2 separate regions of the Homo sapiens genome follow, and region 2 is linked to region 1. A link is a loop called in an ENCODE intact Hi-C map of the cell type or tissue named here. Cell type or tissue: heart right ventricle. All regions are shown on one strand. Links, peaks and the distances in the headings refer to the core of each region. The heading gives the core; the rest is flanking DNA.

The links. A loop is a pair of places that touch in the nucleus more often than their neighbours do. Peaks named below come from ENCODE experiments on the same cell type or tissue, not always from the same donor. Only the 100,000 strongest peaks of a DNase experiment are listed, where the experiment ranks them.
Region 2: it touches region 1 in a loop (2.3-fold over the local background); 1 of 110 quality-filtered maps calls a loop at or near these places.

Annotation. Positions count from the first base shown.
Region 1 is chr4:15,134,459-15,151,111 of GRCh38, reverse strand. The region is part of intron 2 of C1QTNF7-AS1 (C1QTNF7 antisense RNA 1); the gene reads left to right. Among named protein-coding and RNA genes, the nearest start is that of CPEB2, 140 kb to the right of the region's middle. RefSeq lists enhancers at 904-1,043, 179-1,135, 101-1,300, 1,136-2,092. In heart right ventricle, for the core only: a CTCF peak has its summit at 6,679 (motif pointing right); a DNase peak (open chromatin) is centred at 5,191; H3K27ac peaks cover 482 bases.
Region 2 is chr4:14,839,148-14,855,800 of GRCh38, reverse strand. The region is part of intron 2 of LINC00504 (long intergenic non-protein coding RNA 504); the gene reads left to right. Among named protein-coding and RNA genes, the nearest start is that of LINC00504, 41 kb to the left of the region's middle. In heart right ventricle, for the core only: no CTCF peak of the experiment used is centred there; no DNase peak of the experiment used is centred there; H3K4me3 peaks cover 464 bases; H3K27ac peaks cover 1,632 bases.

The DNA.
Region 1 (16,653 bases), core at 3,208-11,207:
GCACCCTCCATGGATTTGCAGTGGTAGAGCATGTTGACTGGTAGTACTGATGGAGACCACCTTTATTTGCATTATGTAACAGACTTTTATGGAGCACATCCTAGATGTCAGGGATGATGCCCAGCATGGGAGATGCAAAGTCATAGATAAGTTCTCGGTCCTAAAATGCCACACAAGAAATATGCACTGGATGTTCTGTGAGCTTCAACCAGCCACTTCATCCAGCCTGAGGAAAGGGAAATAGATTCCTGGAGGTGGTGAGTCCTACAGGAGCAGTCGAGCATGCAGAGGCTGGAAAAGAAAGGTGTTCTGGGCAATCAGGACAGCATGAGCCAGCCAAGGCATGGGTGATGCCAGCTCTGCATGTGTAGGGCCCTCCAAGCAGTATTTGCTGCTGGAGCATCAAATGGGAGATGAGATGGTCAAGAAGAGTGAACCTGGGTGGAAGGAGAACTGGTTAGAAGGTAGTGATGGCATCCAGGGAAGAGAGGGTGAGTCCTGTAATTGGGCAGTGAAGGGGATGGAGGAAGGGAGCCAGGCTCCAGAAACCATGAAATGCTGCCTTCGGCTCTGAGCTCCCGAGAAGCAGCAGAGCAGAGGGAGGGAATAACATGCAGCCAGAAGGACAGACCTGGATGCTGTGTGCACCTGCTTGGAAGCCACAACTCTTTGGTGTAAGCCCTGCTTCCCCACTTCATGGCTGTGTTACCCTGGACAAGTTATTTGCCTTCTCTGTGCTTTAGTGTCCCCATCTCAAAAGTAGGGATAATAATAGAAAACGCATAAGTCTGAGGTTATGTATATTAATACGTACAGAGGACAGGGACTGTGGTATCTGGCTGGGCTAAAGAAGTGTGGACTATCTTTTGTAGCCTCTGCAGGGGTTCCTGCCTCTCCCAGCCAGGCCAAGCCTGCTCTGCCAGCTGAAATGTCAACATGGGCGGTTCCTGTCTGAAGTCCCCACAGACAAAGGATGCTTTGCACCCAGGGGACCTGAGCAGTGTCCTTTTCTGTTTGTCTCACAGAGGCCTTCCTTTTCTGGCCGCAGCTGACCCGAGGGTGGGCGGACCCCGCAGCAGGCTCTTTTCTGCTGAGTCATCCTGCCTGGCCTGCCTGGCTGGAGTGACATAGCAGGAGGAGCTGGCTCCCCTGCAGGCTGAATCTGTCCTGGGGGTGGGGTGGGGAGGGTGGTAACATTTTATTTAGGGGGATCAAAAAGCCTCCAGATGAAACAATGGTGGTTTTTTTTTAATGGGTATGGTGGGCTGTTTGCCAAAGCTTGGCCTGCCAAATAGTGCTGGTAAAGGAGGGACTGTTGTCACTGGGTTTTTGGCCATGAATTTGCATCCTAGCAGGAGGCAGGAGGCAGCAGCCTAGGAAGGCCTGGTCTTATTTTTATCGTGTAAGAATGAGGTACCCTTTGGTAGAGTTTGTGAGAATCTGTTTCACTTCCAGAGCTACGCATGCTGAGTAATAATGATTGCTGACTTTTTTGAGCACTTGGTGTATGACAGCCTCTCTACCAAGCTTTCAAAGCATTCTTTCATTCAGTCCTTACCAGCTTGTGAACTAGGTTCTCTTCTTATTTCTGTTTAACCCACGAGGGAACTGACTTTCAGAGCGGTTAAGTCAGTTGTGTGAGGTCACGCAGCAGAAGGTGGCAGAGCAGGCAGTCTGATGCGGGGGCACAATCTCTCGATGGGTACACCTTGCAGAGGGCTGTAGGAGTTACTGGGGGCGTGTGCAGCAGGGAGTCTCACACGCAGTGGGTGTACAAGAAATAGCCTCCATCCCTTTTATCACTATTATTTATTCCTTCTAAACAAACAAACAGCAACCATTCAACATGGCGATGTGATTTTGAAGGGATGATTTTGGTCCTGCTTGAGGACATGTCTTGTGTCTTGACTCCACATCACTAGGACATGGGCAGTCTGCACACAGAGACCTCAGGAATGTGACACCCCGGCCCCCTACTTCTATTGCTTTCAGACTGTCTTGGGTTGACCTTCTTTAGTAGCAGGATGACCTTCACTCTCCATATCTTTATTTCATGGTTCAGGACTCAAATGTGTAGGTTGTAGAAATTTTACAAATTCCAGACAGGCTTACCACATTTAAAATACCACTGACAAGTGTGTAATGCCTACCTTTTTAACTCCATGTAGGTCAGCTACATAGTACTCTCAGGGAGTAAGAACTTTCCTAAAGCAACTCGGAACTGGGCCATTTTGCTTACTTGCTGGCGGCCTGATAATACCAGGGCTTCTCGGTGTTGCTAAGAGTTTCCAAGGAGAGAGATTTGCTTCTCTCCCATTTTCCCCTTCCAGGGCACCAGAATGAGCTCGCTGCTGGAGCCTAGGGCACGTTCTTCACTTGGTCACCATCAAAATAAAATTACCAAGCACGCAGGTACTGACGAAGCCTGTCACTACACAAAATTAATCATTTTAAAAAGTAAATGACCCAGTTTCCTGTGGTGTGTGTTTTTGGGGCCCAGGGAGTGCCCTTCCCCCCTCAAGTGAATTGGAGATGCCTCAGATGATGTCAGCTCACTCTGCAAGCGACAGAGAGATGGGTTGGCAAGATCTGCAGCATGAGCCTGGGATCCGGCTGCCATTTGGGCTGCTGTCGGCATCACTGTGGAGACCATTAATCTTCAACTTACGACGACTGAGCCTTCTCGGGGCATTGAGTTTTCTTGTTCTGTTTTGTTCAGCGTGGCATTCAAGATTCCTTCACAGAAATCTGTGTCGGGGCAGGAAAATGCTATGTGAATTATGTCCTTGTGAAGTCACCATCTGGCCAATATTCATCTTGCTTAGTGAAATATCAAGGACATCCTTCGGCACAGATGCTGCGGGGCAAGAACATAGCACACAAGTGACTGCAGTCATAAACCAACACGCAATCAAGTGTAATTAATGCACCTGGTGCCCACTTCAGAGTTCCAGTCCCACAGTCGCACACTGGTTGGCTTTTCCTTTTTCATATGTGGCTTTTTGTTGTTGTCAGGTTTTTTTTTTTTTCTTCCCTTTTGGGGTGGGGATAGATGTTTGCAGTTTGAATCGGCCCTGGGATCTTCAGCAGTAAATAAGTCACCATCATGGAGCTGGTGAAAATGGGAGTGTTTGTGTGCATTCAAGAAGCTGCATCACATGCAAACCGTACAATACTGAGCAGCATTCTGTGCCTTGAAAAGGCCATTGTCCCGTGCGTCTGGAATCCGTTCTCCTGTTGACACTCACTGGCTTTTGAAGGCCAGGTCCAGATACTGGCCTCCAAGTGCTTTTGTGCCAGATGGAAGAAGGGAAGGGATCCAAAACTTGGAAAAATAAAAGATAAAAACACAAAACAGTCCCCCATGACTTCTCTATCAGCAGGATTTCATAGCCTCCTTCCCCCTTTTCCACACTGGTCTTGACCTGGTGGTGTTTTAAAGTGGTGATGGGAGAGGAAGAGCAGCATTTTGCCTCACTGGAACTGAAATTCTGGAAGCTGTGAATCCTTTCTTTGGATGGAGACCTGGGGGTTAACTAGTGGGGCAAAGGTGGGGAGCAGAAGTTGCAGAAGAGAAACAGTGATATGAGGGCTCCTTATAACCCAAGAGCCATGTAAGTAAGGCATGGGGATATGGGAGGCAGGGGGGCCTTTACCTGGGGTTCAGGGACACATAAGGAAAGTGACCTGGGCTCACTTGCAGTGTTTCTGCTGTGCACAGAGGAGAGGAGGGATGCTCCTACAGTGACCTTGCTGTGGGCAGTGCAGCCTGGGTGCATATGGCGGCTGCGAGCTCATCCTCCTGTGTCACTTCTACACGGAAATAGCAAAATTGCCGTTAGCAATTAAAGGTTTCAAAGGCCCCTGAGTGTCATTAGGGGCTTGTCAATGGCTTTCTCTGAGCTGCAGGATGAATGGCTCCCAATTGTCTCCTATCAAATTAAAGCTCCTTATCATAGGCTGTAGCATCCTCTGCTAATTGGTGCCTGCTTCCCTAATTCATCTTTCATTCTGAAGCACCTTGTCCCATCATCTGAGAGCCATCTTCCAAGTCTTCTAATTGCCAGCTCTCTTCAAATCAATTCCATTCAACAGATGTGCACTGGATTTCAACTCAGAGCCAGGCCCTGATAGAAGGGGAGGCAGTTAGGTATATGAATCGGAGGGCATAGGCATTATACTATAGAAAGCCTTTTGTAGTGTCTGAAAGAGGAGGCAATAATTTGAGTCTTGGTCCAAACTTAGGAGCTGAATAATCTTGCTTAAACTCTCCAAGCCTCTGTTCAGGAAGCTTGGGGGTAAATGGGGATAATAATGCAGAGTTGCTGTAAGAATTGAATGAGATTTTATCTATCTATTTATATTTGGCATACATATTTCACAAATGTATATTTCAGATATATACCAATACTGTATATATGAAGCCCCAAAGAACCCATCATTATTTTTACTGGAATGCAGATACGGTCATGAGGGAGGAGTAGTCATCTCTGCCTACAAAGGTCTGCAAAGGTTTTGTGGAGGAGAAGAGACTTGCGGCAAGCTTTTCTTTTTCCTGTAGACATAAGCAGAAAGGGCAGTTCAAGCGCAGGTAACAACACAGGAAATCAGGGAGACAGGAAACAGCCAGGGATGTTTCAGAAAGGGCAAGTACACCGAGAGCCCTGGTTTCCACGGGGGCAGGGAGGGGTGCCAATGGTGCAAGATGGTCTGTATGCTGGAATTCCATTTTTTCTTTCATCAATTTAGGAAAACCCTACTCATGTCTTAAAATCAAAGGTTTCCTCTTATAAAAAGCCTCTCTGAATCAACATATGCCCAGCTAATCAACCCATACCTGTTACTGTCTACTATAATTGTGAGTTGTAGTAGGAGAAAGTTGATCTGATGAATGATGATACCAGGATGTCCCTGACATAACATGGGACAAAGGGAGGAGCATTTAACTCTCTGTCGCTGGTAACAGTCTTTAGGAACACGTCACAGATTGGCAGTATCTGAGCTGGATTTCGAAGGAAAAATTGGATGCATTAGGCCATTGTGACTTGGATTCCCAGCCATCACCAGGGAGAATGTCAATATTGAAGCCTGTTGAGTATGAAGAAGATAAAGTCTCCCAAATAAACCAGGATCGCCGTGTCTTTTGTTCCTCTAGGTTGGGCTGCCGGCCGCTGGTTAGGGCAATGAGCCAGGTGTCCCTTGGCACGTTGACATTTTAAGAGCTCTGGCACCAGTGGCAAGTGTGGGTTAATTTGATATTTACTAAGATTCACTTGCTTCACAAACATCGAGCTCCAGCCATTGGTGAGGGGACTATGCACTGTTGACAGCTGTCATCATTTTACTGACTCAGACACCTTTTGTTGCTGTCAGAAAACAAACACCAACCTTCTGACTGCCTTTAGGAGCCTGGGACTCTCATAAAACAGCACTATCTGGGATGTTTTTCTCTGGGAAACCAGAAGCAGGTTCCTTGAGTCCAGACCACACCAGCAAAGAGAACAAAAAAGCAATCACTGTCATTATCACCATCATTGTTGTGATCATCATCAATAACATCATCATCATCACGGCACTCTCTGTCTTCTAAGAGCCTCTATAAGATGGCTAAGAACCATCTTCCATTTGGTCCTATCTAACTTTAAACGTGCCAAGTAAGGACATCCTCCTTCTCAAGAAGACAGTTTTCTGCTCCTGCAATTTATATTTTAATCTTATTACAACCTATCTTTTTGTTTTTCATTGTTTTCACTTTTTACGTTTCCACCACATAGGCCTATTTAAACCCCTAAATCTTAATCTGAATGAACCCTTACTTTGTTGGGATTTATGTGTTTTGAATATGTGTAGTCTATAATTATGCCTTCTTCCCCCGAACACATTTTTAGGTCTTACTTTTCTTTGTTAAAGTCAACCCCTCTATTCTTTCATTTTATTTCCAGTGTTTCTGCTCCTTTTAGAACGTGAATTTTGTTAGAAGGGTTATTGCTTCCCTGCCGCTAAGGGTGGATTAGGCCATCTGTCATGACGATCCTTACCTGACGAAGAGAATGTTAACAACTACTACTTAGGATGGGCTTGGTACTAGCCTGGCACTGGGTACGATTTCGGACTCAAATTTATTGTTTCACTGATTATTACAATGGCCCTGAAGGTTTCGGGTTATTATTGTTCCCAACCTACAGGTATGGGGATTAGGCTCGGGGTGGTGGGGGGTGTTGAATAACATGTTGAAGGTCAGAGAGTTGGTGAATGACAGAATCTGCCTGCCTCTGATCCAAAGTCCAACGTCCCACACAATCTTTCACTTTGAGCTTCCATTGACGTTAGTTTTTATATCTCCTTCTTTAAAAATTACATTAAATATAGAAAATAAGATCTGGGAGTCAGAAAATACTGGACACCCTACAATTTTCCTCACCCTTTCTTTAGGGCTCCCAGCAGGGGTGAAATTCCATGTCCTTGGTTAAATCTGTTTGAATTCATTTTTAGGAGTTATAATTTGACAAGAAGCTCTAACAACACACTCCACTGGCAGTCAGGACTGCAGCAGCCTTGCCTGTCTGCTACGATCTTACTTTGTTCCTCTCCGTTTTCCTAGCATGGTTTGTCCTTTATAAACCAGCCTCATCTGGGAATAGTGTGCCTTTGTTAATTACCTTTGCAGAGCCAGCAGATGGTGCAGAAAGCACTGCATTGTCGGAGGACCTAAGCCAAAAAAGAGAAGAGGGAGAGAGGGTGGCATCTGTTTATTTGTTTAATTTCTTCAAGAGGAAATGGTGGGTATAAAAATAAAACTAGTCATCACTAAGCATCTCGAAGTGAGGAACACTTCTACCGTCATATAACAATGGTTTAAAAGAAAATTCTATTTCAGGCCCCAAAGCTTTGGACATTTGAAGAAGTATTTGAAACCTGGAACTGGCCATGCCGGCTCAGTGAGGGTCCACTGGCCAATCCTGAACATTGGCCAAGTTTACCTGTCAGATGCTGTGCCCCAGACCTAGGCGTGGAAAACCAGCCAGCAAAGCAGGTTCCCCGTAGAAGCCCCCACCATCACCTTCTTTCCCATTTAACCAAAGACCAGGTTAGCTTCTAATTAACAGGGTTTAATAGCCTCTCTTTCTACAGTTTTGGTGGTAGGTGTCCCGTGTGTAATCTATACCACTGTCCTTGGAATCAGAGCATATTCCAGATGAAAGGGCCCTTAAAACCATTGCAGTCAAACCCCCTCATTTCAGAGAGTGGGACATCGGTACCCAGAGCAGAGAAAGGCTTTACTCAAGTCACCAAGCCTATTAGTGGCAGAGCCAGAATTAGAAGTGAAGTTCCCCTATCTCTCAGCTTGCCACCTCTCCCCTACTCTGCCAGGTAAACAGAAGAGGGAGAGGCAGGGGGAGTTTGGGGAGATTCCAGATGGCTCCATGAGCAAAGTCTTAGAAAAACTACCTGCTGCAGAAAGGAACTAAATGATCAAACCACAGAGGTAGCAGGCACACGACTTGAGAAATAAGAAATAGTCCAGAGTAACTAGAATACTGGGTGTCAGAGACAGTGCAAGAAACGTTGTGGGGACTTGATTGTGAAGGGCCTTGTCATCAAGAAAATGCAGCACCAAAGATGTAAGTAGGAAACAATTATGTCTGGGCCTGTGCCCAAGATGGTGGTGATGTGAGGATGGGTTGATGAGGGAGATTAGGAGGGGGAGGTCACCCAGGAGTTAGATGAGAAGTGTCCAAGTCAATCTGGTGGTGGTGGAAATAGAGAGGTTTCATTTCCCTTCACTCCACAGGAATGTCTCTGTTCAAGGTCACTAATGACCTTGACCTTGCCAGATCCAATGGCCGCTTCTCTGACCTCACATTTCTTGATATAATCAACCACTATCTTCTCCAGATACTTCATAAGGCAGGCGGGGGTCGAGGTGGGGGTAGAGAGTTATGCTTAAAAATAAGAAATGGAAATCTCCTTGGAGGAAGGAAGACAACATCCTTCAGGATCCAGCCCCTCCCTAGCAAGGAGCTCCCACTGGGTCAAACTACATAGGGAGCAGCCCCAATCCAGGACAAGTAGGGCAAAAGAGAAGTCCTATATTTGGGTTCAAACACTGAATTGAAAATATAGCACTTAGAACATATGTGACCTGTTCTAGCTACAGGCATGCTTTTCATCATCAATAGGTAAAAGTCAAAATACCTTAGCAAGCAGATAAACCTCTATGACTTCTTTCTACTTTCCATTCTTAACTCCATCGTTATCTTTCTTCTGAATAAACTGAGTTTGCAACAAACCAATGATTTAGAAAGCTAACAAAATGTTATACAATCTCACAGAAGTTTAAGTTCCAGATCAAGGGAAGTGATAGGCCTGCATTCTTCTGCATTGATTTGATCATATCTGGAGTTCATTCTCTGCCCAGTTCTGGCCTTACATTTGCAAAGAGACAATTACAAGATGGAGAAATAACCCAGCATGGGAAGCGCATCAACAAATCTAAATGTGTGCCTGTGAGGCCTAGATACATTTTGCTCAGTGAAATCTTTATGCACCCTCAATAACTGTTTTCCAGTGTTTGAAGGACTATATGTTGACAATAAAGCAGGTTGATTTTAGAAGAAAAACTTCTAGTCAATAGGTAAATCATCCATGAAGTTGAATTTAGCTTCATGTAAATACTAATCTTCAAAGGGATTGACTGCTGAGAGGGACAGCTGCTTTCTGTACCTGGGAGTGTCCATGCATATGCCTCATGGCCACTTGCAGAGAAAAGAGAGCTGTGGGTCCTGTTAATGGAAGAGTCTAAATTATTTAAAATGTAGCCTTCTCTTAGTGACCATCAACAGATCCCAGAATTTCTTTTTTCTTTTTTTTTTTTTTTTTGAGACGGAGTCCTGCATGTTTCCCAGGCTGGAGTGCAGTGGTGTGATCTTGGCTCACTACAAGCTCCGCCTCCCGGGTTCACGCCATTCTCCTGCCTCAGCCTCCCGAGTAGCTGGGACTACAGGTGCCCGCCGCCACGCCCAGCTAATTTTTCGTATTTTTAGTAGACACAGTGTTTCACTGTGTCAGCCAGGATGGTCTCGATCTCCTGACCTCGTGATCTGCCTGCCTCGGCCTCCCAAAGAGCTGGGATTACAGGTTTGAGCCACCGGCCCCACAGGTCCCAGAATTTCTTAGAGATGTCCAGTAGGCTGAAAAGAACTGGGGTTGTCAGGAGTCGGGAAATGAGAGAGAGAACAGTAAGAGGAATATGAGTTTAACATGAGATAGAACTCTAGAATCTGTTAAAGTGGTTCCCCAGAACTTCAGTTTCCTCTTTCTTGCCCAATGATACACTCTTCCCACCCTTTATTTTCCGCACTTTCAAAATACTTCTTCAAGAAAGGATAATGTTAATTCATGCTAACACGTAAATGGCTTCTTAGAATCCACAATCTTCTCTTCCCAGAGTCATTTTGCCTACTTCTAAGGGATAAAATCTAAAGCTAATAAATAGACTGTATTAGGCAGTTGTATGGAGAAATGAAGAAATTCGCAGTTAGGATTTGGGTTACAGCTGCCAAGTATTGATTGCAAGTAACAGAAATTACTTCCAACTAACTTGAACACAAAATGAATCTGTTTGAAGAACACAGGTAACATGGTTTGGATCTTTGTCTCCTCAAAATCTCCTGTTGACGTGTTCCCCGTGTTGGAGGTGAGGTTTGGTGGGAGGAGACTGTACCCTGGGAACGAATCCCTCATGAATGGTTTAGCGCCATCCCCTTGGTGATAAGTGAGTACTCGCTCAGTTAGTTCTGGTTGTTTAAAACAGTCTTGGACCTCGCTCTTATCTCTCTTTTACTCCTGCTCTCACCATGTGACATGCCCACTGCGCCTTCAACTTCCACCATGATGGTAAGCTCCCTGAGCAGATGCCAGCACCGTGCATCTTGTAAAGCCTGCAGAACCAAGAGCCAAATAAACCTCTGTTCTTTATAAATTACGCAGCCTCAGATGTTTCTTTATAGCAATGCAAAAATGGCCAAACACAACAGGGGAATCCCACAGAAGTAAGGAATCAACAACTAAGATTCAGGAAAGACATGAGCCGTGTGGCTCTGGGGGCCTTGGCAGTAAGGATAGGTGAATCTTCTCTCCTGCAACTGCGACCACAGTACACAGCTCTACCGTCCATTTTGGCCACATCTGTGTGCCTCAATATTCAAATTCCCAAGAGACAAAAATGGCCAATCTTGGGTCATGTGATCCCTTAGAAGCTAGGAGAGAAGGATCTGTTGCCAGATGCAGACAGACAATCAGATATAGGAAAAGGCATAAATGCAGGACTGAGGACATCTGAGTAGCCTGAAATCACATCGCATAAATAGTCTTGAGTGACCTCACATCACCACCATGCTCACAGACACCTGGGTGGCTCCCAGTTGCTAACAGGTGAAGTCCAAGTTCTATAGCAAGGTATCTGCAGTCTATGTGCCCTTGCCCTGGACCACTTTGCTGATCTGGTGACTGCAGTGTGTCCCTCTGAGTGACACTCCAGCTGCTGTGGACCTGTCAGTGACCGTAGTGCTCTTGTTCTCTGTAGTATCATTCCCAACCTTGCTGATTTCCTGTTCACCCTCACAGACAATAGGGCCAAGGTAACTGGCCTCATCCACAAAGCCTCTGTCCTATCTCTAGTATTTTTACTGACTTCAATTTTTTTTGAGGTTTATAGTTTTATTGAGCTTGTTTCCTGTAAGCACGTCAAATCTTTGGTGGAATGAGGCAGGATATAAACAAGTCCCACTTTTTAGAGATGGGGCAGAAGTTACAGTGGATTTGAAGAACCGCGTTTCCTTTCTCTTCTCTCCATTTCCAGGTAGCCTTGCAATGCCTTGCACATAAGAGGTACACGGTGCGTATCTATTTGATAACCTACTGAGGATTGCAGACTTTTAGTCCACACAACCAGCAACCAAAGCCAGATCCAGCTTGTGAAGCCAGAGGCTTGTATAGCTTGGGAGGTTCTCTGGGATAAAAAGTACTAAGATATTGCACTTTTGCAATTTCTGCAAAAACAGATGACATGAGGAATATCTTTTAAGGGGACCATGCAAGAGAGTAGCCTGAGGCAGATGTTTCTTACCTTCAGCAAAAATCCTCTTCTGCACATGACCAGCTAGGCCTCCAGGTCAGTGGTATTCATATCATTTCACAGAAGAGAAATAGATGAAGAGAAGATTTAACCTTCACCTAGTCCTTACCATGTGCCATTTAATCCACACAACACTGTGAAGGAGGATGTATTAGTTCCTCATAGCTGCCATAACAAGTGATCACAGACATGCTGGCTTAAAGCTACAGAAATGTATTCTCTCACAATTCTGGAGATCAGGAATTCAAAATCAAGGTGTTGATGGGGACATTCGCCCTATGGGAGGCTCTAGGGAGAATCTGTTTACCCTCAGTCTCCTTTACTCATTTACTTGACTTGCCAGAACTGTCAAAGTAATGAAGTTTAGATCCTCTGCATAAACAGATGGTGGCAGAACTGAATTAAAGGTCTTGTACAACTTCAAGACCCCATCTAGGAAGTCTTTCTTGAAAGATTTACTTAGAAGTCTTACTTCTTGGAAGTCTCTCCAAGGCTCATGCCATTGTCTTCCTCTTCTGCACTTTTGTATCCCTTTATTATCCATGCCAGTATCTTTGACCTTGACCTTAAGCTATTTGTAATACTGATTATATTCTCATCATAAAGAACTAATGGCTTCTGGCTTTAGTGTTTACATTTTTCACTGTGGGTCAGGTTTCTGTAAACTGTGCTGGAGCTACAATGGCCTTCTTTTGGTGCCACACACACCAAATGAGCACCCACCTCAGGCCTTGCTGCTGGCTTCTCCTGGGGTTTTGGTGGCCTTTTCTTATGTCTTGTGCCTCCTCTTTCTTGCCATTTAGAATCTCAGTTTAAATTCTATATTCTTATGTGATTTGTTTAAGCCAACTTAAAAGAGATACTGTTGAGGAAAAAGGGAAAATTTGACTATAGTTTTGGTATTGAAAAGTATTAAAGACTACGTATTCGTTTTTAGAAAGCCAACTTTACTGTAGACGTGCCCTTTCACCTAATGGTGCTATGATTTGGGGTTAGATATGTAACTTCTGTGAGCCTCAGTTTACTCCACTATAAAATGAGAAAAACTGACAGGGTGGCATGCAATTTAACTGAGAAAATCATATAGAGTACTTAGCACAGTGACAAACACATAGTAAGTGATTAGAAACTCCATTTTTTAATGTATTATTATGTTTTCCCTGTTCTACCTTATTTTATAGTGGCAAGAAATGTCCTCTTATCACTTTATTCTGCTTTTAAAATAATTCCTGCAAGACTTTAGAAAGACTATGAAAAAATTCACATAACCAATAGACAACTTCAGATTTACATGTTTATCACCATGTGCCACTTTGTGCCAATTCACATGTGGAATCTTGTGGTAAGTCTAATTTACCACAGATATTTTAACTAACCATTATACTCTACCTGCTCCCTAAAGGAACATAAAGCACACATTTACAATATTGCAGAAGTTGTTTCCTGCTCAGGTTACCAGAACATACAGATATCATTCCATGTTTATAGAGCACTTCAGGGTTTTCAAACTATGGCTTTTATTTGCTCACCACACATTCCTGGGAGTTAAGATGTGTAGCATCATTCTACTGAGGATGAGAGAGATTCACAGTGATGAAGTGAGACCACCAAGTTAATGTCATAGACTGTGCGGAAGCAATGTAAGTGATGTGGCCACAGGGTAGATACTCAATAAGAACTGATGAAGTAATGGAATGGATGAAAGAAGTGAGCTGCTGTATTAGTCTGTTCTCGCATTGCTATAAAGCACTACCTGAGACTGGGTAATTTATAAAGAAAAGAGGTTTAGTTGGTTTATGGTTCCACAGGCTGTACAGGAAGCATGGCTGGGAGGCCTCAGGAAACTTATAATCATGGCAGAAGGTGAACACATCCTACATGGCTGGAGCAGGAGGAAGAGAGCAAAGGTGGAGGTGGTACACTCTTTTAAACAACCAGATCTCATGGGAACACATTCACTATCATGAGAACAGCAAGGGGGAATTCTGCCCCCATGATCTAATCACCCCATATCAGTCCCCTCTCCAACATGGGGGATTACAACTGGACATGTGATTTGGGTGGGGACACAAATCCAAACCATATCAGGGAGGCATCAGGGCTCAGAGAGAGGATACATCAAAAGTTAGAAGAGAGTAAGATTTATCTACAATGTCCTTCACAAAGTTGAAGGGCTGTATTTGCCAGGCTATTTCAGTTTTGACAGAATTACCACCTGGATTTGATTAAAGCAAAGTAAAATCTACTGACTCCTACAAATGGGAAGCCAGGGGACCAAGTTGCCTTTTGTCTAAGAGTTGATTCAGGGCTCAAGTGAGGCTGTTGGTTTTCTTTCTCTGGCTTGCTCTCTCTCTCTCTCTCTCTCTCTCTCTCTCTCACACACACACACACACACACACACACACACACACACATTCCCTACTTTGCCAGCCAAACTTTCCATGCTTAAAGGAGAAGACAGCACCAGTGCCCTGAGCTTCACATCCTTCCTGTTCTAAGGTCAAGATGATAAAAGGGGTGGGGAGGAAATGTACTGGGCTTCCAAGTCCAACAACTAAAACGAGGTCCTGGTAACTCCATATGAAAGAGATTTTAGTCATTTATGGAGTATCCAAGTGACCGTCTGTATTCTATCATGATATGGACTTCTGTTCTCCTAGTCTGGCCCTGAAACACCAGGAAATGAAAATAGTTCATTCCCATTGGGTACTTACCAAATGTCAGCCTCTGTTCTTTTATTTATGTATTATCTCACTAAGTTCTTTAAGTAACTACTTACTGTAGTTCTGATGTGGTTTGGCTGTGTCCCCACCCAAGTCTCATCTTGAATTGTAACTCCACAATTCCCATGTGTCATGGGAGGATCCTGATGGTAGGTAATTGAATCATCAGGGTAGGTCTTTCTCATGCTGTTCTTGTGATAGTGAATAAGTCTCACGAGATCTGATTGTTTTAAAAACAAGAGTTTCCCTGCACAAGTTCTCTCTTTGCCTGCCGCCATCCATGTAAGATGAGACTTGCTCCTCCTTGCCTTCCACCGTGATTGTGAGGCCTCCCCATCCATGTGGAACTGTAAGTCCATTAATATCTCTTTTTCTTCCCAGTGTCAGATATGTCTTTATCAGCAGCATGAAAACAGACTAATACAGTAAATTGGTACTGAGAGTGGGGTGCTGCTGAAAAGTTACCTGAAAATGTGGAAGCAACTTTAGAACTGTGTAACAGGCAGAGGTTGGAACAGTTTGGAGGGCTCAGAAGAAGCCAGGAAAATGTGGGAAAGTTGGGAACTTCCTAGAGAGTTGTTGAATGGCCTTGCCCAAAATGCTGATAGTGATATGGGCAATAAAGTCCAAGCTGAGGTGGTCTCAGATGCAGATGAGGAACTTGTTGGGAACTGGAGCAAAGGTGACTCTTGTTATGTTTTAGCAAAGAGACTGGCAGCATTTTGCCCCTGCCCTAGAGATTTGTGGAACTTTGAACTTGAGAGAGATGATTTACGGTATCTGGCGGAAGAAATCTCTAAGCAGCAAAGCATTCAAGAGGTGACTTGGGTGCTGTTAAAAGCATTCAGTTTTAAAAGGGAAACAGCATAAAAGTTCACAAATTTGCAGCCTGACAATGTGATAGAAAAGAAAATTCAATTTTCTGAGGAGAAATTTAAGCTGGTTGCAAAAATTTGCATAAGTAATGGAGATCCAAATGTTAATCCCTGAGACAATGGGGAAAATGTCTCCAGGGCATGTCAAAGGTCTTCACAGCAGCCCCTCCCATCACAGGCCTGGAGGCCTAGGAGGAAAAAGTGGTTTCATGGGCCGGGCTAGGGACCCTGTGCTGTGCATAGCCTAGGGACTTGGTGCCCTGCAACCCAGCTGCTCCGGCTGTGCTGAAATGGGCTAATGTAGAGCTCAAGCCGTGGCTTCAGAGGGTGCAAGCCCCAAGCTTCAGCAGCTTCCATATGGTGTTGAGCCTGCAAGTGCACAGAAGTCAAGAATTGAGGTTTGGGAGCCTTTGCCTAGATTTCAGAATATGTATGGAAATGCCTGGATGCCCAGGCAGAAGTTTGCTGTAAGGGTGGGGTCCTCATGAAGAGCCTCTGCTAGGGTAGTGCAGAAGGGAAATGTGGGGTCAGAGCCCCCACACAGAACTCCTACTGGGGCACTGCCTAGTGGAGCTGTGAGAAGAAGGCCACTGTCCTCCAGACCCCAGAATGACAGATCCACTTGCAGCTTGAACTTTGTGCCTGGAAAAGCCAGACACTCAAGACCACCCTTTGAAAGCAGCCAAGAGGCTGTACCTTGCAGAGCCACAGGGACAGAGGTGTCCAAGACCATGGGAACCCACCTCATGCATCAGTGTGAACTGGATGTGAGATATGGAGTCAAAGGAGATAAATTTGGAGCTTTAAGATTTGACTGCCTCTTTGGATTTTTGACTTGCATGCAGACTGTAGTCCCTTTGTTTTGGCCAATTTCTCCCATTTGGAATGGCTGTATTTACCCAATGCCTGTACCCCCATTGTATCTAGGAAGTAACTAACTTGCTTTCGATTTTACGGCTTATAGGTTTGCTTTTGATTTTACGGCTTATAGGTGGAAGGGACTTGCCTTGTTTCAGGTGAGACTTGGAACTGTGGACTTTTGAGTTAATGCTGAAATGAGTTGAGACTTTGGGGAACTGTTGGGAAGGCACGATTGGTTTTGAAATGTTAGTACATGAGATTTGGGAGGGGCCAGGGGCAAAATGATATGGTTTGGCTGTGTCCCTACCCAAATTTCATCTTGAATTGTAACTCCATGATTCCCACATGTCATGGAAGGAACCTGGTGAGAGATAATTGAAACATGAGGGTGGGTCTTTCCTGTGCTGTTTTCATGATAGTGAATAAGTCTCATGAGATCTGATGGTTTTAAAAACAGGAATTTCCCTGCACAAGCTCTCTCTTCCCTGCTGTCATCCACGTAAGATGTGACTTGCTCCTCCTTGCCTTCTGCCATGACTGTAAGGCCCCCCCCCCCACCATGTGGAACTGTAAGTCCAATAAAACCTCTTTTTCTTCCCAGTGTCAGGTATGTCTTTATCAGCAGCATGAAAACAGACTAATATGAGTTCTATCATTATTCTCATTTATAGATGAGGAAAGTGAGACAAGGACCACTTGAGTCACTTCTCCAGTGTCTTGTAGCTATTAAGTGATAGACCTAGATATGCAACTAGATTGCGGTAGAACTAGATCTTCATGTCTGGGTAGTCTTGCTGCTGAGAACATACTCATAATCACCACACACCTGCACCTCAGTTACCAACTCTGTGACTTCCACATTTTATAGGACCTAGTAAAAGCCTCAGTTCCTCATGAGTAATTTTACATATTGGTGGAAGGAATAGAGATAATGAATGTACTTACGATGCATTATACATACTAGGAATTCCATCAATGCTAGTTAATACACTAGCCCAAGAAGATTATTGGCTGTGGATCCTAGTATATCTCAGGAAGCTCATAGGGATAAACTGGG
Region 2 (16,653 bases), core at 5,812-13,811, 300 kb after region 1:
TGCCATGAACTCCTCAACGGACAGGGCCTTGTTAGCACTAGTGGCATAGTAGGCATTCAAAATGATGGGCGCTGTAGCAGGGTGGTTGAGAAACTTATCTGTGTCTCATTTGATGCCATAGAGTTACTGGAAATGAAGGAAAGGCGTTCCTTCCTCTCCTAGCAAAGTTAACAAGTCTGTGTTACTAAGATCTGAATTTTCTTTACTCTTCATGAAAGAAGTTAATAGCCTTTTTGAGTTTCAAGGATGGGGGAAAAAAAAAAAGAAAGAAACAGGCAAGCCTCTCCCCAACTCAGTTCTAATCCCACAACATTTTTCTTTTTTGCTTGAAGGTACAGACCCATTGAGGTATAGTCTAAAGTAGAGAGGGACTTTTTCAAGATTTGAAGACAGTGGAGGCATAATCAGTGAGTTGGTTAGGTCTTCAGGGACTGGGTCAAGGGCATGGTTGTGGGAGTGTTCAGTGAGTTGCTCCAGCTGGAAGATGGGTTCCTAGAAGGAGGTGCCTTCATGGGGGCCTGGGAGGGCTGAGTACTGAGTGTGGTGGCCTCAGAAACCCTGTGGCTGAGCTGATACAGAGGACGGGGGGCTGCTAGCATCGTCACTCATTTTTTGGTGGTCTATGCCAACTGAGTAAGGACTTACATATAGCAGCAGCACTAGGGATGGGAAATGAATGCTGAGGCTGTTGTTTCCTTACTATCCCACTCTCTATTTACCATTTTCCTGAAACTGGTAAACTCTGGCATACTTACATGACCCAAATGAAAGAGACAGATTCCAAAAAGATAAAAAAAAAGATTAAAACTTTCTTGGAGTACCTTTGCATAGCAAAGAAGCCTTGTGAACAAAGAAAGCAGATCACTAGCCTAGGACATAAGTCAGCTGGAATGAGAAAGGTTTCAATCCAATAAGCATATGCCATTGGCCCTCTGTATCTGTGGGTTCCACATTCGTGGATTCAGCCTACCATGAATCAAAAATATTTGAAAAAATAAAGGATGGTTGTGTCTGTACAAACTTTTTTCCTTGACATTATTTCCTAAACAATGCAATATAATAACTATTTACATAGAATTTACATTGTCTTAAGTAATGTAAGTAAACTAGTGACTATTTAAAGTATATAGGAGAATGCATAGGTTATGTGCAAATACGATGGCATTTTGTATAAGGAACTTCAGCATCTGTGAATTTTGGTATCCACTGGGGATCCTGGAACCAGTTCCCCACAGATACTGAGGGGTGACTCTATAGAGTATACTGGCTCTAGGGTAGGAGGCAGGATATCATGATGGACAAGTCATAGACCCCTCTTGGTGCTGCTCCTTTGCAGCCTATCAGGTAGACCAGAGAGCTGCATTATCAGGACTGTAATATAATTTGTGATACATTGAGGTAGAGGGAAGCACTCAGGGGAGGGGAACTTAGCCTGGATTGAGAGAGGAAGAGAGGGCTTCCTGGAGTAGATGGCACTTGAATTAATCTTTGAAGGTTAATATAAACTAAGTTTATGATAAAAAATAGTAAGGGTGTTTCAAACACCAGGAAGTTAGTCAGGGATAGATAGAAAGGTATATGAGCTATCCTGGGGAATGGGGGAACTGACGTGTAGTTGGATGTTACTGGAAAGTGAAATGTGTGACTTTAATGGTGAGATAAATGATTAGAGAGTTTGATAGGGCCGGAGCCAGATAACTCTGGACCTGATCTCAAAGATGATAGGCAGAGATTAGAAGGTTTTAAGCAGGTCAAATTTCTGCTTTAGAAAGATATATTAATTAAGGCAAGGGTAGGTGTTCCAACAGAGAAATTCTGAAACCTCAGTGATTAAATGCTGTGCAAGATTATTTTTCAGTGACATGTATTTCAATTGGTAAGAGCAAGGGGTCTGTTCAAGGAATGTATTCAGAGTCGCAGGTGGACATAGGCTCTGCCATTTTCTAGTCATGACTTCCAAACTCTGGCCATTGACATCAAGCCAGCAGATGAGGCAAGGAAACTGAGAAGGCTTGTGCAGAAAGTGTTTAAGGATTAGATCAGGGAATGAGTACATCACTTCCATCTACATTCCACTGTCCAGAGCTGAGTCAACACAGTCACACTGCCAATGCTAACAGCAAGGGAGCCTGGGAAATGGAGCTGTACAGGAAGAAACATCTACCCTTGATAGTTCTTAGTTGGGACAGACCTCTGTAACAAAAAAATAGATTAACAAGAGAAAGGGGCTCAGGAGTTTATTAACATGTATATTTCAAGTATACATCAGATATATGCAAGGATAAGTGAATAAATCTCACAGAAGTGGCTTTGAATTCAGGTTTAAATACCATGTCTGTTGAAATGGAAAAAAGGTGTGGGGAAGGCTGGTTATGGAGAAATACCCAGGAAAAGCTCAGTAAACAGGGTAAGGTTTGTTATGCAGATTAAGTCAGTGCCTTCTCCATTGATAAGAGTCTTTAGAGATGTAGTCATCCTTTTCTTCCTGGTACAAAGAAGGAGACACTCTTCTATGATTAGAATGTATCTCCCAAAGCATATGGGTTGAAAACTTAATTCCCAATGCAACACTGTTGAGAGGTAGGACCTTTAAGATGTTTTTAGACCATGCGAATGAGTTTAGCCCCCTCTCTTGTTCCCTTGCTATGTACTGATGATGCCCTCTGCCATGCAATGATGCAACAAGAAGACTTCCTAGACTTCAGAACCATAAGCCAAATACATTTCTGTCCATTATAAATTACCTAATCTGTGGTATGCTGTTACAGCAGCATAAAACCAACTAAGATTCTTGCATATGGAGATTTTTTTATAGATGCAAATTTTCCCTGCAAAAGGGTAACGTCTACTCTCTTTTCAGAGATTCTCTTGTGTCTGCAGGGTTCCCAAATAATTGGCTCAAGATAATACTATATCAAAGAGGCATATTTTGAGGTGGCATATTTTGGTCTCCTGCCTAGCCAAGATGTTGCTTTGGAGGAAAGAAAAACCAGTTTGGTGAATGGCTAGTTCATCTCTGCTCAAAAATGGTACTTTGCCTCAATAAAAATTAGATTGAAAAGACACAAGATAAAAGGACTGTAGCAGTAGTCCATGCTAGAGGTGATGGTAGCCTAAAAGTGGTGGAAAGAGAGATTAGAGAAATAATATAAGAATGATTACAGAGACAGAATTGGCAGACTTGACGTATGGATGGGTGAGGAAGTATGATGGGAAGGAGAGAGATGACCCTGAGGTTTCTGGCTTGGTGGATGATGCATCCAAGAGAGATCAGAAATTACAAGAGTAGGAACAAATTTGGGAGGAGTAGAAATTGGCGGAGATGATAAACGTGGTTTGGGGCATGTTGAGTTTATACTGTTCATGGGACAAGTGACCATGTGAGTGACAGGCTGGGTTCGGAGATATGACCAGATTAGGGAGAGGGCTGAGTAAGGAAGATTAACATTTAAAAAGCCAAATAAATATTCCTTCTTTCATTAAGGAGGAAAAGGGAAAAAAAGAGATCTCAAAAAGGGAGAAGAAAAGGTAACTCTCCATAGGATATAAGCCATAGACATATTCTGGAGAATTTTTGATGTTTTTCTCCTGTAGAGTATCTTGGCTGTACAGTGCATGTATTAGACTTACCAAATGCCAGGAACCATGCTGGGTGCTGGGAGAGCACCTCTCTACTCTGAAGGAACTTGAAGTTTAGTGGGGAAAATGCTTGGGTATATCATGAATGGAGCTCATGGCCAGCAAGATTTCCTGTTCAAGATGGATTGTGGGTCACCAGGAGGGACATTTCCTTCTACGTGCCTGGAATTCCACCATTGCAAGTTCACTATTTTTGGCTACACTCTTTACCTTTTATTTTGGGAAGTAACATACTGTAAGAGAAAGAAGACAGTCCTTAGGGATAAGCAGTGGAAGATGACATCTAGCAGTTGATGGACCTTGAGCTGATAACTTAAATTCCTTGAGCTTCATTTCATCATTCATTATATGGGAAGAACCAACTCTGCACAACTCAGCACAACCAACCCTGATTGTGCTGAGGGTTATTGGCAACCATGAATGAGAAATTCTTGATATTAAATATACAATGCTCCATAACAAGAATATTATAAAGATGATGATGATAGCAGCTAACAAATAGTATCTTCCTATGTGCCAGGATTACTCTAAATGCTTTACTAATATTATCTCCATTAATCCTTATAACAACCCTACAAGATAGAATTATTATTACCTATTCCCTTTTAACCAGTAAGAACACTGAGGCACAAGAGGCCTCAGGTTTGAAGAGTAATGAATTCTGGCCGGGCACAGTGGCATGCCTGTAGTCCCAGCTCTTTGGGAGGCCGAGGCAGGTTGAGGTCAGGAGTTCGAGACCAGCCTGGCCAACATGGTGAAACCCTGACTCCACTAAAAATACAAAAATTAGCCGGGTGTGGTGGTGCGTGCCTGTAGTCCCAGCTACTTGGGAGACTGAGACACAAGAATCGCTTGAACCCGGGTGGTGGAAGTTACAGTAAGCCAAGATTGTGCCACTGCACTCCAGCCTGGGGTAACACAGTGAGACTCTGTCTCAATTAAAAAAATAAAAAAGAAGAAGATATAATGAATTCTGGATGGGCCACACTAGAACCAGTTCTGAACACATCCCTGAGAAGGAACAACTCTAGGACATGGAGGACTGGGTGGGTAGGCACTTAACGCCTGTTGAAAAGAAACTTGGAAATGGCCCAGGGTGTTGAAGTGTGTGCAAACCCATGGGAGAAAAATGGGAGACAAATGCTATTATCAGTATTTCATTCAGGACTGCACAGATGCCAAGTGGTTCATGCATTCATTCAGTTATTCAGTGTTCTTTTATTGAACTAACTCTGTGCCAGACCATGGGCTAGGCTCAAAAACACTGCTCCCTTCCTTCCTGGTTCCTAGAAACTCCTGGTTCATTCTGAAAAGGGCTGAGTAATAAGTGATAGATAGGCAAAAATCAAAAAGAACTTCCTGTTACATTTCATTCATTCTAAAATATGCATAGTTTTGTGTCTACCTGACATTGACTTTCTTTCTCCTGGGGAGTTACTCCTCAACTGTAGTGTACAGCACTCATAGAATTGGCCTGTGACTCAACTCTGGTGCTCAGGCATTCTCTCTTTACAATTTGTTTTGAATGGAGTAACAAATGGCTGAAACAGCTTCATCCAGACACCAGCACCCTGAAGAGACTTGATTGCTAGAACCTAGAGCCCTCGAGTTGCCCAACTTCCTTCTTTCATAGCCATGTGCCTTCCTTTGTCCTTTATATACACACACACATTTATTTTTATTTTTAATTTTGTCATTGTTTAATAATATAAGATACAATACTATATATTATATATAATTATATCTTATATAAATATAATATTTGTATAATATAAATTATTATTCCCTGATTGGCTAGTTTTTTATGTTATTTGCAACCAAATAAATTTAACTAGCATGTGGCATTTTCTGGTACCTTTCTACCTTGGGTTTTCCACCTGCAAAATGGGGATAGTAAAACTTGTTACTTACCCTCAGGCGGCTGTGCAGATTAAAGGTGTATGTCAGTAAAATGTTTTCAGATGCTTGCATGAAAGTTGTTGGAGAACTACAAAGTCTCTTCAATTTTAGCAGTACTTTCAAAGGACTTTCTTTATATACCATAAAGCAGCTTTTATCTTGGGAGGGTGTGCTCCTCACATTACCTTCTCTGTAAACAGTTCAATGGTTGCTCTGTGCATGATCCTTTTTCCAAAGCTGCCATTCAAGATGAAAGCTCAGCTCTATTTAGCCTGAGAAGTTTCTGTGTGACACACAGAGGGCTTGTGTTTATTATTGCCATATATATTACTTAATGGTAAGGAAGTTTGTTCAAATCCTTGGATTGTCAATTTGTTAGCGTTTTAGGGTTAATACATTCTTAACTCAAAAATAAAATGTAAAAACTCTACCAATTTTGGAGCAGAAAGTGTGGCATCTTATTAGAGTGCTCAACAATTATGAAAGTAGGTGCCACAGTAAAAACTATAACACCTTACAGATTATAAGGCGTTTTATGATTTTTAAAACACATACTTTGGACTAGTCTAGATACTAGAGTATGTGGCAGATACCAACTATCCCTAAGACTCCTGAGTTATTATTGCTAAATAAACCATTTGTGTAATATACAAACATGATGACAGTAATGCATGCTCATCAAAGAAAATTTGGAAATGCAGAAATGTAGAGAGATAAAATATATCAATATTTTAATAAGCTTGCTGTTGTAAAACAGCCATTCATCATATTTTCATTCATATCATTTTTCTTTTGGTCATAATTATAACAATTTCACATTAGTTGACATATTTTACGCTTTTTTTTCTTTTTATATTACATCATAACTCTATCAACTATCTATTGCCACCTATTAAAACAATGACCATTTATGATTGCAAATGAGTTCAGGGGTTAGCTGGAAGGTTCCATAGTCACTCTAGTTTCAGCGGGGCTTGCTAATGGGTCTGCAACCTTGGCTGGGTTCTCTCACTTGCTGGTGGGTTCACAGCACTCCTATCCTTGGTCTCTCATTCCCTAAGAGGACAGCCTGGGGGTGTGTACATAGCAGTGGCAAGATTCTGGGAGAGAAGACAGAACCAGAAGATGCTGAGGTCCAGAGCTGGCACACTGTCACTGCCACACTTTGCCAATGCAAGTGACAAGGCCAGCCTGGATTCCAGTGTGGGGAAGTAGACACCACCTCTGGATGGGATGGGACTCCCCAGTCATTTGCAAAGGTCACAGATAGAAGGAGGAGTGAAGAATGGCAGCTACTTTTTGCAATTGATATAGCAAAATAACATAAGCACACTTCTATATGATTTCATGGACATTTGTGATGATTTTATATGACAAATGAGTGTATTAAACTGAGTGACACCCTCGTAGATAATTTTAAACATTTCCAAAGCTTTGTTGGAAAAATTTTATATTTGGGGTAATTAAAAAATCTAAATCTAGAATCACGTAAGTTAATATATTGTCTTAAAGTTTATAAATATTTTTGTTGTTTTTCCTTCATACTTCCAAAGAACTTTTCAAAAAGCTGATACCAATTTAAATTCATATTGGAAGTATATGAGTGTTTATATCACTACCCGGCTATGAATACTGAATACTTAAAAAGATAAATCTCTGTTGAAACAAATAAGGAACCTTCCCACCTTCAGCATTTTGTTGATGTAATTGGCACTTATTTAATTGCTAGTAAAGGAAGAAAGGAAGGGAGCTAGAGAGAAACAGAAACAGAGTTCTGCAATCAAACAAGGTTAGGAAATACTGTGGCAGTTTGGTTCCTATATTAGCTATTCACAATGTATGTTAGCACTGGACACGCTCTGAAGAGTCTGTGGTAAAGAATCATATCCCACTTTATTTGCATCAATGTTGCCCTAATTAATATCGTCACAGAACTCTTATTTTTTCTATCAATTAATACCTTAGAACAACTCTTCTGAGTGGAACATTCTTGAGGAAATGGTGCCCTAGTAAAATACAGTCATTTTTCCTGATGGTGGGAATTTCAGACACCCTGGTAAGGTGGGAGGGATACGAGACACAGCTGGGGCTTTTGATCATTCCTAAGATCATACTGACCTTCACAAAAAGGAAATGTAACCTGTCAATGAAAATATTCAACTTCTCTTTCCTCCTAGCCATTCTCTTTGTAGTGATAACCCCAAGAGCTTTTAGTCTTTGAAGGGATGTGTTCTTCCCTGAAAATAGCCTGTTGGCATTTTTACTCCTGTTCGAATCTCTGCTGTAAAACCGATCTGAATGGTGGCCCCCATTGTCTAAGGGGCTGGCCCTTTCCTAGGGCTCTGCAGCTCCAAGTGCAATCTGTGGACCAGCAGTGTCAGCCTCATCTGGGAGCTTGTTAGAGGGCAGAGTCTCAGGCCTCACTCAGACCTATTGAATCAGGGTCTGCCTTTTGACAGGGAAATGTCCTGGTGATTACCATGCACATTAAAAAGCACCACCACTCCACGGGCCATCGAAGCCATCTAAACGACTTACCTCTCTTCCTCTTGACCATTGCTTTCTTCTTGTCCTCCCTCAATTCATTTCAGCTGCCACCACCACATACTGCAAAAAGTTACCTGGGCATATGCTCCTCTCCCTCCTTTCAGAGTCTGGCCCAAGCAAGGTTATAGGCCCATTCTCCTGGTTCCTTTAGGCATACACTTACTGTATAAAATAACAACCATCAACACCAAATACAGAGGCAAAACACAGGGGAAAAATAAAAGGAAGGATGAAATAAAGTCTAGGAGGCATAGATTCTTGCTCCTGCCACAACCCTTGTCCCTGTCTTGGGTCCAGATTCACAAGCCAAGTCTTGATCTATTTCTAACTCTGTCTTAGGAGACTTGCCCTCTACCCCCAGATGCGTGGTGCACTGGCCCAGGGCCCTTTTATAGCCACTTCTCTTGCCTTGGCTTTCTAGCCCTGCTGCTTCCTGGAGGGGGTTTCTCACAATTCATACACCACACCTCCAACTTTCTGCTCACTCCTAACCCCTGCAAATAGGCCTGAGATCATCCTGATTATTCTGTAGTCAAGAAACAGAGAGGCTGGGCATGGTGGCTCATACCCGTAATCCCAGTACTTTGGGAGGCTGAGGCAGGAGGATCTCTTGAGACAAGGAGTTTGAGACCAGCTTGGGCAACAAGACCCCCTCTCTGTAAAAAGTGAAAAACAATTAGCCAGGCATGGTGGCAAATGCCTGTAGTCCCAGCTACTTGGGAAGCTAAGGCAGGAGGATTGCTTCAGCCTAGGAGTTAGAGGCTACAGTGAGCCATGATGGTACCACCGCACTCCAGCTTGGGCGGCAGAGCAAGACCGTGTCTCAAAAAAAAAATTAATTGCTTAAAATAATTAAAAAAATAAAAATAAAAACAAACAGAGAGATGAGTCTCTTCCAGGATGGGAGACTGTCCTAGAAACTGGAGGCTCCATCTACTTTCTGATGTCTTGTTACTTTCCCTGATGACTGATAGCAGGCATTGATACTCCATCTCTGCTCCCTTGAAAGAGATCCTGCCTCAACCTAACTGACCGGGCAGTGACTTAACTGTGGCAGGCCTCCCAGGCACTATATTCAAGAATCATATGCATCTGCAACATGGGGATCATTTCTTAAAAGCTGCGGGGCTAAGAGTCATCAGCATGAGGATAAAGACTACTTGGGCGATGGGAAGTGAGAATGGCAGAGGATGGAAGCCACTTGGAGTTATAAAGCACAGAGTAATGGCTTTTAATTAAATTCTCTCACCAGGAAGGCACTATCCAGGAGGATTTAAAAGCATGAATCAGAAAGAAATTTCCTTCTTGTTCTACTTACTAGCTGTGTGACCTTGGACAAGTTGCTGAACCTTTTTGCCTCACAATTTTTTCATCTGTGAAAGGAGCATAAGGTTAATTCCTTTCTCTTAGAGCCATGGCTAACTGCAAAATTTGCAGGGCCTAGTGCTCGGTGAAACTGTGGAGCCCTTCCTTCAAAAGTTATTAAGAATTTCAGGACGGCCTTTCTGAGCCCAGGGCCCCATGCAACCCCAGAGATTGTATGCCTGTGAAGCTGTTAAGATCATTCCTGTGTCTAGGACAAGGTAGGAAGTCAATAAATTCCACTTAAGAATGAAGCCTTGAGAGGTATATATTAATAGTGCTGTATAAATGAACTGAAGATCGAGAAAGTAAAGCAACTTACCCAACAAGGTCAGATGGCTAAGTGACTGAGCCAGGCCTCTGCCTGGTTCTGTGTGGAAAACCCATAAGCAGAAATTTCTATAATAAGTAGCACAAGTGAGAGCAAATGATCTTCATTTCTACCCCAATGCAGGTGGAGGAAGGGGCCCTGGGATACATCCGCTCTCCTCTGTGTCAAGGAGACAAGAAAGAGGGAATTGCATATCTTATTCTGGGGACATTTGACAAAATCAAAAGCAGGGCTGAGGAGCTTCGACTCAGGGCTGGCCTATTGTGAGATTCTAGCAAAGTATTCAGCTTATTTTGATCAGAACCTTAAAACTGAGCCTCAGGCCTGTAGTTTTCTCAATCCTTGAATGACTCCATCCTAAGTGGAGTACCCAGGTTTCTTGCCCCACCCCAAGCATCTGGCAAGAATCCTTCCTTTTTTTGGGCTGCAGTGTTTCTGGGCCTCCAAAGAGTGAAAAGCAATCTGAAAAACCGCATGAAGCTCAGGGTCTCAGAAATCTGGCTAATTAGCCTTGTTGAGAATAAAAGCATTTCCAAAGAGAAACCCTAAAGAAGCCATGTGCAATGAGACAGCATCTGGGGAAGTGTCTAGCACAGTTCCCTTCCACGTGGGGAGGGTGCACTCAGCACTCATACTGTTGGCTCTGGTCTAGATACTGTGTTAGCCACCTTACATATTAGCTTTTATAATTCTCCCAGCATCCCTTGGAGGCAGGCATGACTATTCCCACCTTACAGATGAGGAAACCATAGGTCAGAGAGTATAATCATTTGTCTTCAATCACGCAAGCTAGAAAAAGGTGGAGTCAAGTTTTGAATCCAGCTTTCTCTGGTGATGCCATGCCATGCCATCCCATCCCCATCCCCATCCCCATCCCCATCCCCATCCCCATCCCCATCCCCATCCCTATCCCCACTCCCATCCCCATCCCCATCCCCACTCCCATCCCCATCCCCATCCCCACTCCCATCCCCATCCCCACCCTATGCTATCCCTATCCCTATCCCCTCCCATCCTAGCTTTTAACTACTTGCTATGGTCTGAATATATTCATGTGTTGGAAACCTAACTCTGATTGACACAATGCTGGGAGGTGGTGCCTAATAAGAGGTGATTAGGTCATGAGGGCTCTGCTGCATAAATGGATTAATGTTATAACGGGAGTGGGTTAGTTATCTTGCGAGTGGGTTTGTTATAAAAGCAAGTTTGCTCTTGCACATGCACTCTTGCTCTTCTGCCTTCTGCCATAGGGTGAAGCAGCAAGAAGGCCCTTGCTAGATGAGGCTCCTCAACTGTAGACTCCCCAGCCTCCAGAACTGTGAGAAATAATTTTATTTTTGTTATAAACTACCCAGTCTGTAGTATTCTGCTATGGCAACGTAAAACAGACTAAGGCACCACTGTACAGTGAGATTTTACAACTGTGATGGTTAATTTTATGTATCAACTTGATTGGGCCATGGGATGCCCAGATATTTGGTGAACAATTATTCTGGGTGTTTCTTTCCTGATAATTTTGGATGAGATTAACATTTGAGTCAGTTGACTGAGTAAAGCAGATTGTCTTCCCAGTGTGGGTAGGCCTCATCCAGTTAGTTGAACACCTGAAAGGAACAAAAAGACTGACCTTTCCTCCAAGTAAATGACAAATTTTTCTGTCTTTAAATTTAAACTGAAACATTGACTCTTCCTGAATTTTGAGCCGGCTGGCCTTTGAACTAGAACTCCCCTTCGGCTCTCCTGAGTCTCTAGCTTTCTGACTCACCCGACTCAACCTGGAGATCTTGGGACTTTCCAGCCTCCACAATCATGTGAGCCAATTCTTCATAAATCTTTTTTTATCTAACTATAAATGTAGATATGTATATGCATATATAGAAATGGGGAAAATCATAATATTTAGTCGTCCAGTGGATTAAATGAGATAGTGGTTATAAGGTAAATATCCTTAGCTTCACTATCAAATGTTGCTCAAATGTCAGCTTCTCAGGGAAGACTTCCCTGGTCTCTATTTCAAATTGCACCCCTGTAACTAGCATGTAATATTCCTATTCAATGACTTACTCTTCTGTAACCTTTATTATTCTATAACTTATAATTTACTTATTATTTGTTTTGTTTATTGTTTGTCTCCCTGACCAGTATGCAAGTACCATGAATGCAGAGCATTTGGTTTGTCTTGTTGTTTAGCACATAACTGGTATTCGATAAATATTTATTCCATAAATGAAAGACCCTGTCTGGCAAATAGTATGCAGTGATGAAATATTAGCTATCACAAACAAGATGAAAATTATTTTACTAGTGTTTTGGCCTCCCATAAACACTTTCATGACATACCCAAACTCTACTCCTTAAAATGAGATGCTAACCTACTCTGAAAATCATTTGAGAGGACTAACCAAGCTAGAGTTCCTGGCCCTCAATAATAGCTAGACAATTTTAGGATTTTTGACATGTATCAGACATCCCTCAAAACTAGTCAATGGATTTACCCTTTAGATGTGACTAAGGTAGAACATCTTTCTTGGCCTACCTTCTTTCATTTGTGAGATAAAAGACTGAGAAATAGAGCTATGAAAGCAAGAAGCCTGGAGCGAGTCACACAGACACTAGTAACATACTGGAAATCCTACAGCTACCTCTTCATTTGCTCTTTTACAACTACCAAGTGACAGATTAAACTCTGAGCATACAAGAGAGAAATGACAGTGTAGCTTATTATATGGCCCAGATAAGTTTTTTAAAAATGCCAGTAACTGGCATTGCTTTGAGGACTCACTTTAATAAAATAAAACTGGTGTTTTATTAAGCTTACAGGAAGCCAAGTACTTCCCTACATTGTACCAAGTCTTCTCTCACTGTGGCCAGTAAGAAGACCTCTTGATATGTGTGGATGCTGTGATTTGAACATGATGGAAACTTAGTTGCTACTGTAATAGTAGTAAGAGGTGTGGTCTTTAAGAAGTGATTAGGCCATGATGCCGGGGCCATGCTTTTGGGCTTCTCAGCCTCCAGAACTATAACCAAATAAACTTCTGTTCTTTATAAATTACCCAGTCTGTGGTATCGTGTTATAACAACAGAAAACAGACTAAGACAAAATTGGTACCAGGAGTGGGTTGTTGCTATAACAAAAATCTAAAACTGGATAATGGGCAGAGGCTAGAAAAAGCCTGTATTGCCATGAATGGAAAATTAAGGGTGATTCTGTTGAGGGTTCTGAAGAAGAGAAGAGCTTTAGGGAAAGTTTGAGTCTTCTTAGAGATTACTTAAGTGGTCATGACCAGAATGTTGGTAGAAATAGGGGCAGTAAAGGCCATTTTGTTGAGGTCTCATATGGGAAATGAGGTATTGGAAACTGGGATAAAAGCCATCCTTTTTACAAAGTAGGAAAGACCTTGGCAGAACTGTGTCTGTGACCTAGGACTTTATAGAATGTGGAACTTAAGAGTGATCAACTAGGATATCTGGTGGAAGAAATATCTAAGCAGCAAAGCATTCAGGCTGCTGCATGGCTATTTTTAACCACACAGTGAGATATGATAGTAAGTAAATTACTTAAAGGCAAAATTTATATTTAAAAGAGAAACATAATGGAAAGATTTGGAAAATTTGTAACCTGGCCATGTAAAGAGTGAAAAAAAATGTTCAGGAGAGAATACTAAGGATGTGGCCAAGTGAACATTTGCTAAAGAGATTTCTGTCGTTGGAAGAAAGCCAGGTGCTACTCATCAAGACAATGGGAGGAGGACCCAGAATTCATTACAAAAATTTTTGAGGCTGCCTTCTTATCACAGTCCTAGAGCTCTAGGAGGGTAGAATGGTTTCAGGGGATGAGTTTGGGATGCCCTCCACAGATTCATTCCTAGGACTGCCTCAGAACTCTGCACTCTGCATTTCGGCACAGCGCTTCTCAGCTGCCCAAGCCAGGGCTCAAGTGGCCCCTGGTGTGACTCAGGCTGCCACTCCCAGGGGAGTAGCATTCACACTCCCTCTTATATCATGTGGTATTTACTTGTCAGAGGGGTGGAGGCACTGCAGAGAGCCACTACTAGGGCATTGCCAGGGGAAACGTGGGTTTGGAGCGGCTGCAGATAGTCTCTAGTAGGGAAACATGTAGTGGAGTGGTGGAATTGGGGTCATTCCTGAGACCGCAGATCTGTAGAGCTACCAATGTGAAGTGCTAGTCTGGGAGAGCTTCAGGCATGAGACTCCAACCAGTAAGAGCAGCATAGGCAAACTGCGTAGGTCCCAACCCATGCTCAGGTGTGTTCAGGATTCAGGAGTCAAAGGAGATTATTCTTCAAATTTAAGACTTAATTTTGTTTTCCCTGTTGGGTTTTGGAGTTACTTGGAATGACCTACCCTTCTTTTCTTGCCAGTTTCTCCCTTTTGAAATGGGAATGTCTATCCTATCCCTATTCTACCATTATATTTTGGAGGTAGATATCTTGCTTCATTTCACAGGCTCACAGCTGGAGGGAATTTGTGTCACAATGAATTATGCCTTGAGCTTCACCCGTATTTAATTTAGATGAGACTCTGAGCTTTGAACTTTTGAGTTGGTGCTTGACTGAGTTTAGACTTTGGGGGCTATTGGAATGAAATGAATATATTTTGCATGTGAGAGGAAGGGCGTGAATTTTAGGGAACAAGGGCAGAATGCTGTAATTTGAAAGCGTCCACAAATGTTCATGTCTTGGAAACTTAGTTGTCATTGTAACAGTACTAAGAGGTAGGGTCTTTGAAAGGTGATTAGGCCATTAGGGCTCTGAAGAGATGATTGTCATTATCGTGGGGGTGGTTAGTTATTGGGGGAGTAAGTTCCTGATAAAAAGAGTGAGTCTGGTCCATCTCGCCTTCTCTGTCCCACTTCCCTTACACTTTGGGATGACTCTCAGCAGATGCCAGTGCCATGCTCTTGGACTTCCCAGCATCCAGAATTGCGAACCAAATAAACTTTCATCCTTCATTAATTATTCAGTCTTTTTTTTTTATTATTATTATACTTTAAGTTTTAGAGTACATGTGCACAATATGCAGGTTAGTTAAATATGTATACATGTGCCATGCTGGTGGGCTGCACCCATTAACTCGTCATTTAGCATTAGGTATATCTCCTAATGCTATCCCTCCCCTCTCCCCCGACCCCACAACAGTCCCCAGAATGTGATGTTCCCCTTCCTGTGTCCGTGTGTTCTCATTGTTCAATTCCCACCTATGAGTGAGAACATGTGGTGTTTGGTTTTTTCGTCCTTGTGATAGTTTACTGAGAATGATGATTTCCAATTTCATCCATGTCCCTACAAAGGACATGAACTCATCATTTTTTATGGCTGCATAGTATTCCATGGTGTATATGTGCCACATTTTCTTAATCCAGTCTATCATTGTTGGACATTTGGGTTGGTTCCAAGTCTTTGCTATTGTGAATAGTGCCGCAATAAACATACTTGTGCATGTGTCTTTATAGCAGCATGATTTATAGTCCTTTGGGTATATACCCAGTAATGGGATGGCTGGGTCAAATGGTATTTCTAGTTCTAGATCCCTGAGGAATTGCCACCCTGACTTCCACAAAGGTTGAACTAGTTTACAGTCCCACCAACAGTGTAAAAGTGTTCCTATTTCTCCACATCCTCTCCAGCACCTGTTGTTTCCTGACTTTTTAATGATTGCCATTCTAACTGGTGTGAGATGGTATCTCATAGTGGTTTTGATTTGCATTTCTCTGATGGCCAGTGATGATGAGCATTTTTTCATGTGTCTTTTGGCTGCATAAATGTCTTCTTTTGAGAAGTGTCTGCTCATATCCTTTGCCCACTTTTTGATGGGGTTGTTTGTTTTTTCCTTGTAAATTTGTTTGAGTTCATTGTGGATTCTGGATATTAGCCCTTTGTCAGATGAGTAGGTTGCGAAAGTTTTCTCCCATTTCATAGGTTGCCCATTCACTCTGATGGTAGTTTCTTTTGCTGTGCAGAAGCTCTTTAGTTTAATTAGATCCCATTTGTCAATTTTGTCTTTTGTTGCCATTGCTTTTGGTGTTTTAGACATGAAGTCCTTGCCCATGCCTGTGTGCCTGTGTCCTGAATGGTACTGTCTAGGTTTTCGTCTAGGGTTTTTATGGTTTTAGGTCTAACGTTTAAGTCTTTAATCCATGTTGAATTAATTTTTGTATAAGGTGTAAGGAAGGGATCCAGTTTCAGCTTTCTACATGTGGCTAGCCAGTTTTCCCAGCACCATTTATTAAATAGGGAATCCTTTCCCCGTTGCTTGTTTTTCTCAGGTTTGTCAAAGATCAGATAGTTGTAGATATGCGGCGTTATTTCTGAGGGCTCTGTTCTGCTCCATTGATCTATATGTCTGTTTTGGTACCAGTACCATGCTGTTTTGGTTACTGTAGCCTTGTAGTATAGTTTGAAGTCAGGTAGCGTGATGCCTCCAGCTTTAAAAAAAAAAATTATTCAGTCTTTAATATTCTGTTATAGCAGCAGAAAATGACTAAGACAATGGGCTACAAGATCAAGGTTAAACATACCCCGATGGTGGCAGGAAACATTTTTATGTTTCCAGTGTCAACCATCTGGGCTGGCAGATCCTTGGTCAGGAACCACAGAAGGGGTGGGTGGCTTACATGGACAATAAGTTTACTTTTGTATTCCCTTCTTGACCTGCACTTGAAGCACCTAGGTACCTATGAGGTCACTCTCAAGCAGTGGGAGATAGAGACAGACTCTGTCACTTGGGAGTAAATGCCAGTGGTAATGGTAGCTCACACTAGTTGAGCACTCTACCACTATATACCGAGCACTCTACCACTATATACCAAGCACTCTGATCAGTGATCTGAAGTGGTCTCATCAACTTCACAG